2 separate regions of the Mus musculus genome follow, and region 1 is linked to region 2. A link is a loop called in an ENCODE intact Hi-C map of the cell type or tissue named here. Cell type or tissue: heart. All regions are shown on one strand. Links, peaks and the distances in the headings refer to the core of each region. The heading gives the core; the rest is flanking DNA. Region 1 has its middle 130 kb from the start of Gm14055. Region 2 has its middle 69 kb from the start of Gm14064.

The links. A loop is a pair of places that touch in the nucleus more often than their neighbours do. Peaks named below come from ENCODE experiments on the same cell type or tissue, not always from the same donor. Only the 100,000 strongest peaks of a DNase experiment are listed, where the experiment ranks them.
Region 1: a loop joins it to region 2, with 2.3 times the contacts of the local background. A loop is called at or near these places in 2 of 42 quality-filtered maps.

What each region holds. Positions count from the first base shown.
Region 1 is chr2:137,416,763-137,422,150 of GRCm38, reverse strand. No RefSeq gene overlaps it. Among named protein-coding and RNA genes, the nearest start is that of Gm14055, 130 kb to the right of the region's middle. In heart, for the core only: no CTCF peak of the experiment used is centred there; a DNase peak (open chromatin) is centred at 2,290; H3K27ac peaks cover 858 bases.
Region 2 is chr2:137,729,864-137,735,251 of GRCm38, reverse strand. No RefSeq gene overlaps it. Among named protein-coding and RNA genes, the nearest start is that of Gm14064, 69 kb to the right of the region's middle. In heart, for the core only: a CTCF peak has its summit at 2,618 (motif pointing right); no DNase peak of the experiment used is centred there.

The DNA.
Region 1 (5,388 bases), core at 158-5,157, 310 kb after region 2:
TTTTGGGATAGCATTGGAAATGTAATTGAGGAAAATACGTAATAAAAAAATATTAAAAACAAACAAACAAATCTGTGCCCAAACTCAACTCCTAGTAATTATGGCAAACAAAGATGACTCAGACTTAAGCAGCTGCAACTGCTTATTTGGCCACAGTGATTTCCCTCTTGTGCTCAGAACTGTGCCATTTTAATTGTTCTAAAAGCATTCTCCTCTTTTACTTTTTGGGGTGTGTGTGTGGTATGTATGTAGTATAATAATTTTTGTGTGTTTGTGTGTATATACCCCTGTGCAAGCATGTGATGACCCCACCTCAACTGCTCTATGCTTTGTTCTATTGAGACTGGGTCTGTCATTAAACCTGAGACTCACCATCAGAGCTGGGCTACCTGGCCAGCGTGCTTCTGGAATGTGCATTTCTCTCCTAACACTGAGGTTATAACAATACCCAACTTTTATATAGCTACTGGGAATTCCAACCCAGGTCCTTCCTCAGAATTGCACAGCAAGTACCTCTTACTGACTCTTCAAACCCCTTACATCATTCTTAACCCTATTTCTTGATCTGTTAAACTGGAAATCTAGAAAATGTTTTAAGTGCATATGTATTAACTATGTACATTTGCTTTGTCATTATTCCCTAAGTACCACAGCAAAATCAGTTACATCATATTAACAATTATAACTAATCAAAAGATAAGCTAAAGTATACAGGATTAAGTAGAGTATTTGCAAATGCCTTGAGCAAGTGTAGACTTTTGTATTCATGAGAAATCCTGAACCAATTTTTGCAGATTCTGAGAAATTGTTAAATATTGTTGAAATCAGTCCTTTGTCTACTCTTTGGTCTGTGATACTAGGTGGCTTGTCAATAGTGACCTGACAAGGAAAGCCAAGACAGAGAAAGAGACTTGGGTTCTCTTCTCATCCTTCTCTAATTGGTAGTTCAGGTAACAACTAGGACTTCTCCATGGATCTGGTGCCTGTCAGAGAGGCTATTAATGGCTCAGCTTTGGTTTGGTGGCCACAGATTCTAGTATCAGAGGTATCACTTGACCCTGGGTAGGTATCTAGACCTCATGATAATAACTGAGTCTTTACTCTGTTAATCTCCATTTTGTTTTACCAGCCATGATTTGGCAGCTCAGATCTTCCATCAACTGTGTATCCAATTTCCTATTTTAATTTCTTCTGGTTTCACATTAAGTCATCTTGCATTCTCTGGAACGACCTTTGACTGATGCCTAGAGAAACTTCAGTCATCTGGCTTTTGTATCAGCCTCACTGACTCTGGTAAACGAATGGTCCAGTGTGATCCTCTCCTTCACTTGACACTACATTGTCAAGTCATATATATTGACATACTTGACATATTCATAAAACATAGGCAAAGCGAACCACTGAGTTTTGGCTAATTTTCCAGTTATTCATTTTATGCCTCATGTCTCCAGAATCTGATATTTATTAATAAGTAAATAATTCCACTTGTACAGATACTGGATTTCTTATATCTGTCAATAAAAGTGCCAGCAGGAAAAAAAAAAAGAGTAAAGGAAATTCACACATGGACAAATGGGTGTTTAGAGCAATGAATATTTTTTGAGGAGTCCCAGTTTGCTGTATAGTATAACCTGTCTATTTCAGCAGTCAATGATGATCATCTAGCCCAGATTTTGCAGAAGGGAATAGATACTGAGGAGAGTAGAAAAGAAAGAAACTGTTTAAACACTTGACAGGCAGCTGCCCTTAATACAGGACACACTGCACACAAGGTAGTCTCCTGAATAACATCATGTGATTTAATTCTAACCACACCATGAGATGGACTTCACAAGTATTTTTAAAGTTTCAATTGAAATATTTTAACAAATAGGAGGATATGGCACAGGAAGTTGAAATTACTTGTCTAGAATTGTGGAGTTAGTGAGCTAAGGGGTAAGGATTCAGGATAAGATCACAGGGTCCCCAGGCTAAATCACCTCCAGGAAATGAGTCAAAGCAAAGAGAAATAAAGTAAGAGGCAATAAAAGGCTATCATGCTATTAATAATAGAACATAAAACAGCTCTTCTTTTTACTTCGTTTTCCAACGTTTCCTGGCTGCGTTTATAGCAGGTCCTGTGAGCTTGTCCCAGGAAAAACCAGTCACTCCATAATGGGGACAGTGCAGGAGTGTGAGTGGCTTTAATGGGGAGACAGGATAATTAGCAGCAGGGGAGGAATCTGTTCTGTTATCACAGTCTGTTGGTGATTTTTCAGGCCTGGTGACTTTGCAAGGCTGGAGACTTGCTTCCTCAGGAAAAGGGAGAGTGACGGAAACATTTCCTCTCTGGAGACAGAATTCAGCTAGACCCTGGTCATAGGGGAGGGACTTCACCCAGGCACACTCCAGCCAGGAGCTCTCTTAAGCATGCTTGCCTCATTTGTCTGGTAACATACTGGGGCCAGCAATGGAGAAAGACATGTATGGAACATTTATATTATATGAAAATATTAAGGACGATACCACAAAGACTGGTGCCTATAGTGGAAACAAAGAAAGTTATGCAAAAACAAAACAAAAAACAAAATAAAACATTATTTTGCTTCTAGTTTGTTTTCATCTCCTTAAAAACATTTATGTTATTATTATCATGTACAAGGGTATATACACACTAGAGTACAACTTTGTGGAGTAGTTTCTCTCCTCCCACCTTAACATCAGTTCCAGATATTGAACTCAGGTCTTTAGTCTTGATGGTGAGGAGTTTACCCACTATACAGTCTCACTGGCCTAGTTTCTTAAATAAAAATGCTATGGTTGTGTCAGGAAGGGATACATTTGCATAAACACTCCTGCCAAACTGACAGCAAATTCAACTCAACTGGCACAAAAGATGCAACAAATGTTATAAGCTCAACCCTGATGATGGATTTTAAGAACTCTTGCACTGAAGAACTGGAGTGTCTTCTGTTTATCTTGGGATTAGAGCATTTTTTGTACATTTCCTTCAAATCCATCATGATAACCTAAGGTGGCAAATACCATTCCTCAGCTATTATCTCCACATCCTTCTTTATCTCCATATACCTTCATAGTGCTTCAGCAAAACTACTGTAAATGGATGAATGTGGGTCCATGCTCACCTGAGTGCTTATGCTTGCACCCTGGGACAGGCACATAGAGTTTTCTCTGCTGAAGTCGTATGATCAGTAAAGAAGGAAAAGACTTCAAGAAACATATAAATAATTTTCCTAGGAAGAAAAATGAAGAGAAGACACTAGACAGCATAGCAGCAAATTCCCAGCAATGAGCAAAGTGTTTTTAAAGTATAGAGTTGCAATAGATAATTCTGTAGGTTCTCTCAAACAAGGTGGAAAGATAAACCAAACACTATTGATTGATCCCCCTTTTCTCCTTCCATTCTCCCATGGGATAGCCACTTATTTACTTGAACCACTAGGAAGACTTGATTCCTTTATTATGTATCAATGTTCTCTCTTGTTCCTTCCAACTGCAGGGGATGCTTCTGAACGTAGAGTAGCAGGCAATAAAATTCAAGATGTTGATGGACATTGTGGCCCAATACCAGTAAGATTACGAGAGAAGGATTGTCCTTGAGACTGCCCTAGGCTATTCAGTAAATTACAAGTCATCCTGGACTACATGGTATATGATCCTCTTTCACAAAACTCAGCATTTCAGGTTAGAATGTAGAAAGAAATGTTTTGATATCTTCCTGTTTAGTCCAGCTCAAATACTTTGTTCATCTCTTCCTCATTTCCTTCTGATATATAAATTCAATAATAATATTCAATGACACTATTTTTGTAAGTAACTGTCCTCCGAATTAACTTGAATTGCAACAAAAGGTTAAAAAGTCTAATTCGTGGAACAAAACAGTTGTTTTCCTGTGTAAACATTATAAAAATAGCTAAATCTTCTCAATGTTCTATAAACAATTATTCAAAATAGATATATGTATACAGCACATTTGAATGATCTATTCATTGAGTCAAAGAAAACAGCCAAAGAAATGGAACAAAGAAAGAACTCTTACTCCCTACTCATTTCTGCATTGTTCTGCTTTGTTCTTTCGCTCAGCATCATGTGTGCCCCCAAGTGCCAAGAAGCTGAGAGAAGTAGCATGTCTATTTGTTTTGGCCCCACCATAATTATTCTATGAGCTGCCTTTGCTTGCTGGGTTCAGAGAAGAACAATAAATACTAATGATGAAAAAGGCAGTTTGACGCTATGACTCAGTGGAAGTCGGAGGTCGTATGGCAGTTGACCCCCAATGGTACAGCTCCCATTTTCAGGTCAGTTACAGTGCTGGAGAGACACCAGGCTGGAAGGGAGGAGGCCCTACTTCTCTTAAACACAAGGATGTTGTAATGCTTCAATAGAGAAAAGCGCAGTTTCCCTATTTGTCTTCCCGTCCAGAGAGTGAAGTTGGCAGTGACAAAAAAAGAGGGGGTGGCAGTACCAGCAGGGCCATGACTTTCCACAGTCAGAAAGTGTAGCTGGGATTACTCATAAGGATTTATGTGTTGTCACAAGTCCACAACCTTAACAGCCTTCTGACTGACTGATGGTCAGTTGTATCAATAACAACATATTTAAAGTGACTCCTTTGTGATAAAAGAAAAATATATACTTCATGCTAAAATAAATGTGTTAATTTCTTAAGTTCCAATAATGAGGCAATCATAATTACAAGGTGGAGTTCCTATTTCTTCTGAATGAAGCTTCATAAGGAACAAGGAAGTTAAATATGGAGGTGAATTGGAATATACTAGCACTTGGACGGCTGAGGCAGGAAGATCTCATGTTTCAAGCCAGCCTGGGCTACACAACAAGAGCCTGTCTTAAAGAAAAATATAATAGCGTATAATAAAAGTAATTCTTTTCCCCGCAGTCACTTTGGGATCGCTATGGTACTTTGTCTGTTCTGTAATAGGTTAGATAATGGAGTTTCCTAAGTAGTAATGAGGGTTCTCATTGTCCGTTTGGATGTTTCAATAAGTTAAAGAAGTGGGCAATATATCTTTACTATGTGGATGGTAGGGTGGTTATTTAACATGAAGATGTTAATTCAAAAGGACTGATGTAGAGATGTATGGAATGGTACTGCTATTGTAAGTAAGCCTTTTAAATGATCTTTCTGAAAATTCCTTCATCCCCATCACACTGTAGGATTCAAAGAGTAATGGTATGATTTATAATTCATTCACATAAAAAATCATAGAGTGGATATGTTGAAAAGGAGAAGGGCAAGAACAAGAAAGATTGCTCGAAAGCCCATGATAGTATTAAAGAATCAGGAAGCCCTATGTCTACAAATAAGGCTTACCCCACAGATGCCCACTGCCCATCGTGCAGTGAACAAAGTACAGTAATTACCTGTGA
Region 2 (5,388 bases), core at 144-5,143:
ATACGGTCAGTCAGTCATTTATATCTCTTCTCTTTCTATTTATTTATTTATTTATTTATTGATTGATTTATTTGGAAAGTGGAGGTGAGTGTGACCTTCACAAGATACTTTACAACAGTCTATTCTCTCCTACAATGTAATTCCCAGGAACAGAACTCAGGTCAACTGGTTTGGGGAATGCCTGTTTGCTTTGAATCTTCAGATGTGTGTATTGCATTTGGAATACCCAGAGAGTTAAACAAATTATTATGTGGTCATGGGGAGGGGCATTCAAGAGAGAGAGGAAAAGCTATTACATTATACAAAAATTAGAGGGGAATACTGGAGCAGGAAATAATAAATCAGGGTGGGAGATGGGGGGCGGTAGGAGGGAGGAGGAAATATGGGATGCCCAATTAACACCAAAGGCCTTTTGAAAAAGCCATTTGGAGACCCACGACTATAGAAGCTTCCTAAAATTTATACTAGTGAATACATAAAAAGAGTTTTAATGAAGTTTCTCTACAACAGAAGGACACCACATGCTAGCAAATAGAAACATAAGCACCAGGAATTGTTTACATCTTTGTGAGATTTGGGCCAATGGAATTTTAAAAATCCTTCACCCCAACATTACAAGCTATTTGCCAGTGTTCTTGGTTACCTCCAGTACTCAAAGGTTAAAAAAAAAAAAAAAAAACCTATTGGTGAAGTCACCAAAAACTGGACTTGCATATAAATAAATAGATAGATAGATAGATAGATAGATAGATAGATAGATAGATAGATAGATAGATAAAATCAAGCTGGTACTCACTTGTAAACTTCACCGCTATTGGCTATTATAAATGCTAAAAGGTGGTATCTGCACTACCAGAGGAGAACCAGCTGCAAGCTGCAACAAAGACTGCCCCGGAAAGATACGCCAATTGGTGCAATAGTGGCACAAATATTTTTAAAGTAACCAATCACTTTCCTTTTTTTTCTTTTTTGAAGATTTATTTATTTATTATATGTAAGTACACTGTAGCTGTCTTCAGACACCCCAGAAGAGGGCATCAGATATCATTATGGATGGTTGTGAGCCACCATGTGGTTGCTGGGATTTGAACTCGGGACCGTTGGAAGAGCAGTCAGTGCTCTTAACTGCTGAGCCATCTCTCCAACCTAACCAATCACTTTCTTATTGGCTCTTAGGTACTCTCCCTGAGATGAAATCTTTTTCTGTGACTGTTAAAAGGCACTGTCAACATGTGCCTAGATATGTTATAAGCCCTAAAGGAGAACCTACTACTGGTTTTCTGCTAAATGGCCATATTATAAAATGACTCATAATGATCTCTACTCATAAAACGGTACCACTACCCACCCTCATCAGCAAAGATAAAAGCCCCTAACTTTATAACAGGTTGACAGTAAGAGATGGTGGAATGCTCAGCCATAGATCGGATGGAATTGCACAGGCTGTGGTGAGGCACAAGCTCAACGTGGAAGGAGAGACATGAAAACAAAATCCTAGAGGAAACTATTGGCATTTGATAGCTTTGAGAAGAAGGAGAGCCAGCTTTGACATCACATGATGGCATGTCTTGTCTTGACCCATGGTAGGTTGACTACACTGCAGAGGAACCCTCACATAAAGAAAGGAAGAAAATGAAAAAAAGAAAAACTCAAAGTTTGGTGGATGGGAAATCGCAGGTAAAGAGAATAATTATGGAAGGAGTTGGGGTAATTATATTATATGATCAGACGCTACTGTATGGAATTCACAGAAAGAAATACAAATATTATTTTCCAAGGGAATCTCTAAATTAGCAACTTTCCAATATGTTTTATGCAGGAGAAACTTTTGTTTAATGTAGAAGAAATGTATTTTTTAAAGGATCTGCAATCATAAATAAAACCCCAAGGCATTCCTTAACAAACTCTTAGTTCCCACTCTATCCTGAAACTCTTTGCACCCCATAACATATCTCTGATAGCCCAAGCTCTGCAGACTACAGATCAAATATCTAACCAGTAGAAATTCTTCTTCACAGGTTATTTCCCAATCCAAGCACCAATAAGGTGACAATTCTGGATTTTCATATTACTCAGCATGAACCAAGGCAAGACTTTAAGATCTTCTAGAGAGAAAGTTTTGAATTTACTCATCTAGCACACTAAACTTTCTTCAAATCCTGAAGTCAGTTAAAATGGAAATGCTTTATCATGACTGTCTCCAATTAATAAAAAGAACAGGTTTCAATAAAGAATAAAGTTAATAAGGGATGTAAAGCTTCGTCTTGGTGGGATAATTTGCACGTGTGTCTTACCCAAGCTTTTGAATGTGAACTTGAGAATGAGACGTTCTGATTTCTCACAGCTCTTCAACAGCTCCTGAGAACCACAGATTTTATGTCATTAGTTGCTGCTTTGAGAATAGACAAGGGGAGAGGAGTCTCTGTTGATTCCTGTTGCATTCTGCAGGCAGGCTTGTTTGTTCACTCTTTCTAATGTGTTGTTCTTGACCCTCTATGAACAAGGTGTGGAACCTGGTTTATCTGTCTGCAGTAGAAAGTATTATGAAATAAGGACAGCAGGGTCATTTCTGAACAAACTCTTGGAACATTTGAGCTGGCTTTATTTTCCTTTGTCACTAGATGTCACTGCATACACAAGTGTGCTCCCATGGCTAAAGCCATCAGAGCCAGAGAGCTGGGCTACAAGCTTCTGGAAGCCTTCACTGTCGTCCTACTTGGAAGATATCAGTACCTTGGATCTCTTTGAGGCATTCTCAAAATCTAGTTTAATTAGTCTAATCTCTCCTAATACTTTGTCGTCTTCCATATTGTGTGAGATCCAATATAAATGTGTACAAGCCTTTTGCCTTTCAGTGGGATCTTTGGCAGGACTTAAATGTGGTAAATTAATCTTACTCTCCATTTCTTTCTTTTAGAACTCTGGACAGGATATAAATTGGCTATTTATCTCCTACTCCTAATCCAGGCCTGTATCCTATTAAAAAAAAAAAACAAAAACAAAAAACAAAACAAAAAAACCCAGCAATGATATGTCTTCAAGCAGAGTAAACATTAAGTCAATACTTATAACTGACTTCAAATATGTTTGCTAGCAAGTGTCCGTATACATCTGCTCCAAGCTAAAAGAGTTTGCTTTAAAATGAATAGTCCTATTATCCAGTCTCTTTCCACATTTCAGGCTTCTACTTGTGTTTCCTGAGTACACAGGTGTCCTTGGTTAAACCGATAGGCCTCTCCCATCATTTTCCCTAGCAAGTTTTGCTGTCTTTTCAACAAGCACTTAAGGGATTCCTTCAAGTGAATATTTCAGGGCTCTATGGAAAGAGTAATTCAAATCTCCCCAAGAAAATTGGTGAAAACCCTGGCTTCTCAAAGATCTCCTACCTCAGGTGGAATGTTACCTCCCTGAGTTGATCTGCCCTTACCTCCTGGGGGTGGGGATTGTAACTTTGGCAATTAACATTTGAAAACTGCCACCTTCTTGAAGGGGCACCTGGAAATTGAATCTCTGACTGTGTATTGAGATCTGCTCACAGTCCCCAGAATAATCATCGTAAGGTGTTAAAGACCCAAGTTATGAGTCTTCTGTGTAATTGTGGAAAACCTAGACCTCAATTACTTCCTTCACAAAAAATGAAAAAAGAAAATTATGCCCCTTATCACACCATGTATTAAGAGAATCAATCAAGGTATAAATTGTGCCAGAGTTGGGGCAGGATAGTTATAGAAAAACATATCTTCTTTCCTGTAATTATTTTATTGCAAGGTGTGCACTTAGATTAAAGCATGGATAGATTCGTAACACTTTGAAAACTGATCATTTACTTCTTAAAGGCTCCTTTTTAATGTTTTACCTAATGATCAAACATGATTAGTGGATCATTGGCCAGATATTGTCCACGCAGCTAACAGGCAAATGGAGAGAAATTAAAACGAAGGAAGCTTGGCAGAATGTGGTAGCATGCTCTGGGCACTCAAATGAAGAAGACAGAGCTTTTTTATTGCCATGGAAACAGAGGGTCAGACTGGCAAGTCAACAAGGTAGTCTCAGAAGAGGCAAACTTGTTCTTTGCTGGCCTGCCCATCAGTTTTATTTCTAAGAACTACAGCCTGAGAGAAAACTGTGCAGATGTTGGTGAGTATGGCGTCATACTTTGATGCGGCTAAGGTAAGTAAACCAATGATCTAGGACGATTGCATTTTCGATGAAGTGCACATGATTTTAAAAATGGGGTAAAGAGAAAAAGAGCAGACAAAACTCCAACAATTTTAATTGAATCGTAAATGCAGTCGGGATTTGTCCCCTATCGACTCTTTATACACTTGTTTGCCTCTTTTTAAAAAAACGGTGCTGATGACGTCACATTCGGTAAATGGTGGCTTCAAGCCCTGGCCCACTCCTCTCCTCCTCAGTTTGGATTGCTGAGAGCGCCACAAGGCTGAGGCCATCCTCTAATTAAGGGCAGGATTAGCGCTCAATAGCCCATGTGTTGCTCTTGGTGGCTTTCAGCCCTTATGGTTTCTCGCTTCCTTATGGTCACTGTGGCCACCTAGAAATTCTTTTCAGGATTATAATAACCAGATCAGCTGCTGCAGCCTGGAGCCGGGCAGGACAAAGGGAGGCGGAGGGCACTCCCGCAGGGGACTGTCTGTTCACAGATCCCAGCGGGCATTTCGGGGTCACATCAAACAAAACCATCATGGAGCCCCATTGGATAGTGCTCCATTCCACAAGACCCGCTGCCTCCTACTTAAGGTCTGTGGGATATGCTCCAATAGGATGTACTTTTGCCAAAAGAAATACTAGCAAGATGGTGGGGGTGGGGTAGAAAATGACCAGGCCCAGCCTGAAGCAGACAGCTCTCCACTGAAATCGCAAAGTAGGTACAGGAGTTTCTTCTAGGATCTGTTTTTAATTCTGATTTGGGGAGAGGTCATTTTAATAACCACAAATGGGAAATGAGAGGGCATTTGTTTTATCCTGAAATGACAAGGGGCGGCTCCCTGATTCTGCTTTACTCCACAGACAGGTTTCTTCTGCCCCACGTGCCCAGAGACTGCATCTTGTGAACAGCTTTTTCCTAAGCAGCATCTGGTCCCTCTTGGGAGATTCCATAGACATTTTGTCTCTTTCAGATTTTCAATGGTGTCCTCTGTGGGCGGGAGGGGACCATCTGGCTAAGCGTCACCTGGCTGGCTGAGCCTGCCTAGCTACCCGCTGCTCACTGCTGAGCATTCCTCTACATCAAACAGCTATGGGACCCACCAGGGACCTGGCAGAGTAATAGACAATGGGCTACAGAGCTAGGAAGATGGTATCAATAATAATGCGTTTTATATAACAAACTGCCAATAATAATACTTTTATACAACAAACTGCACCACG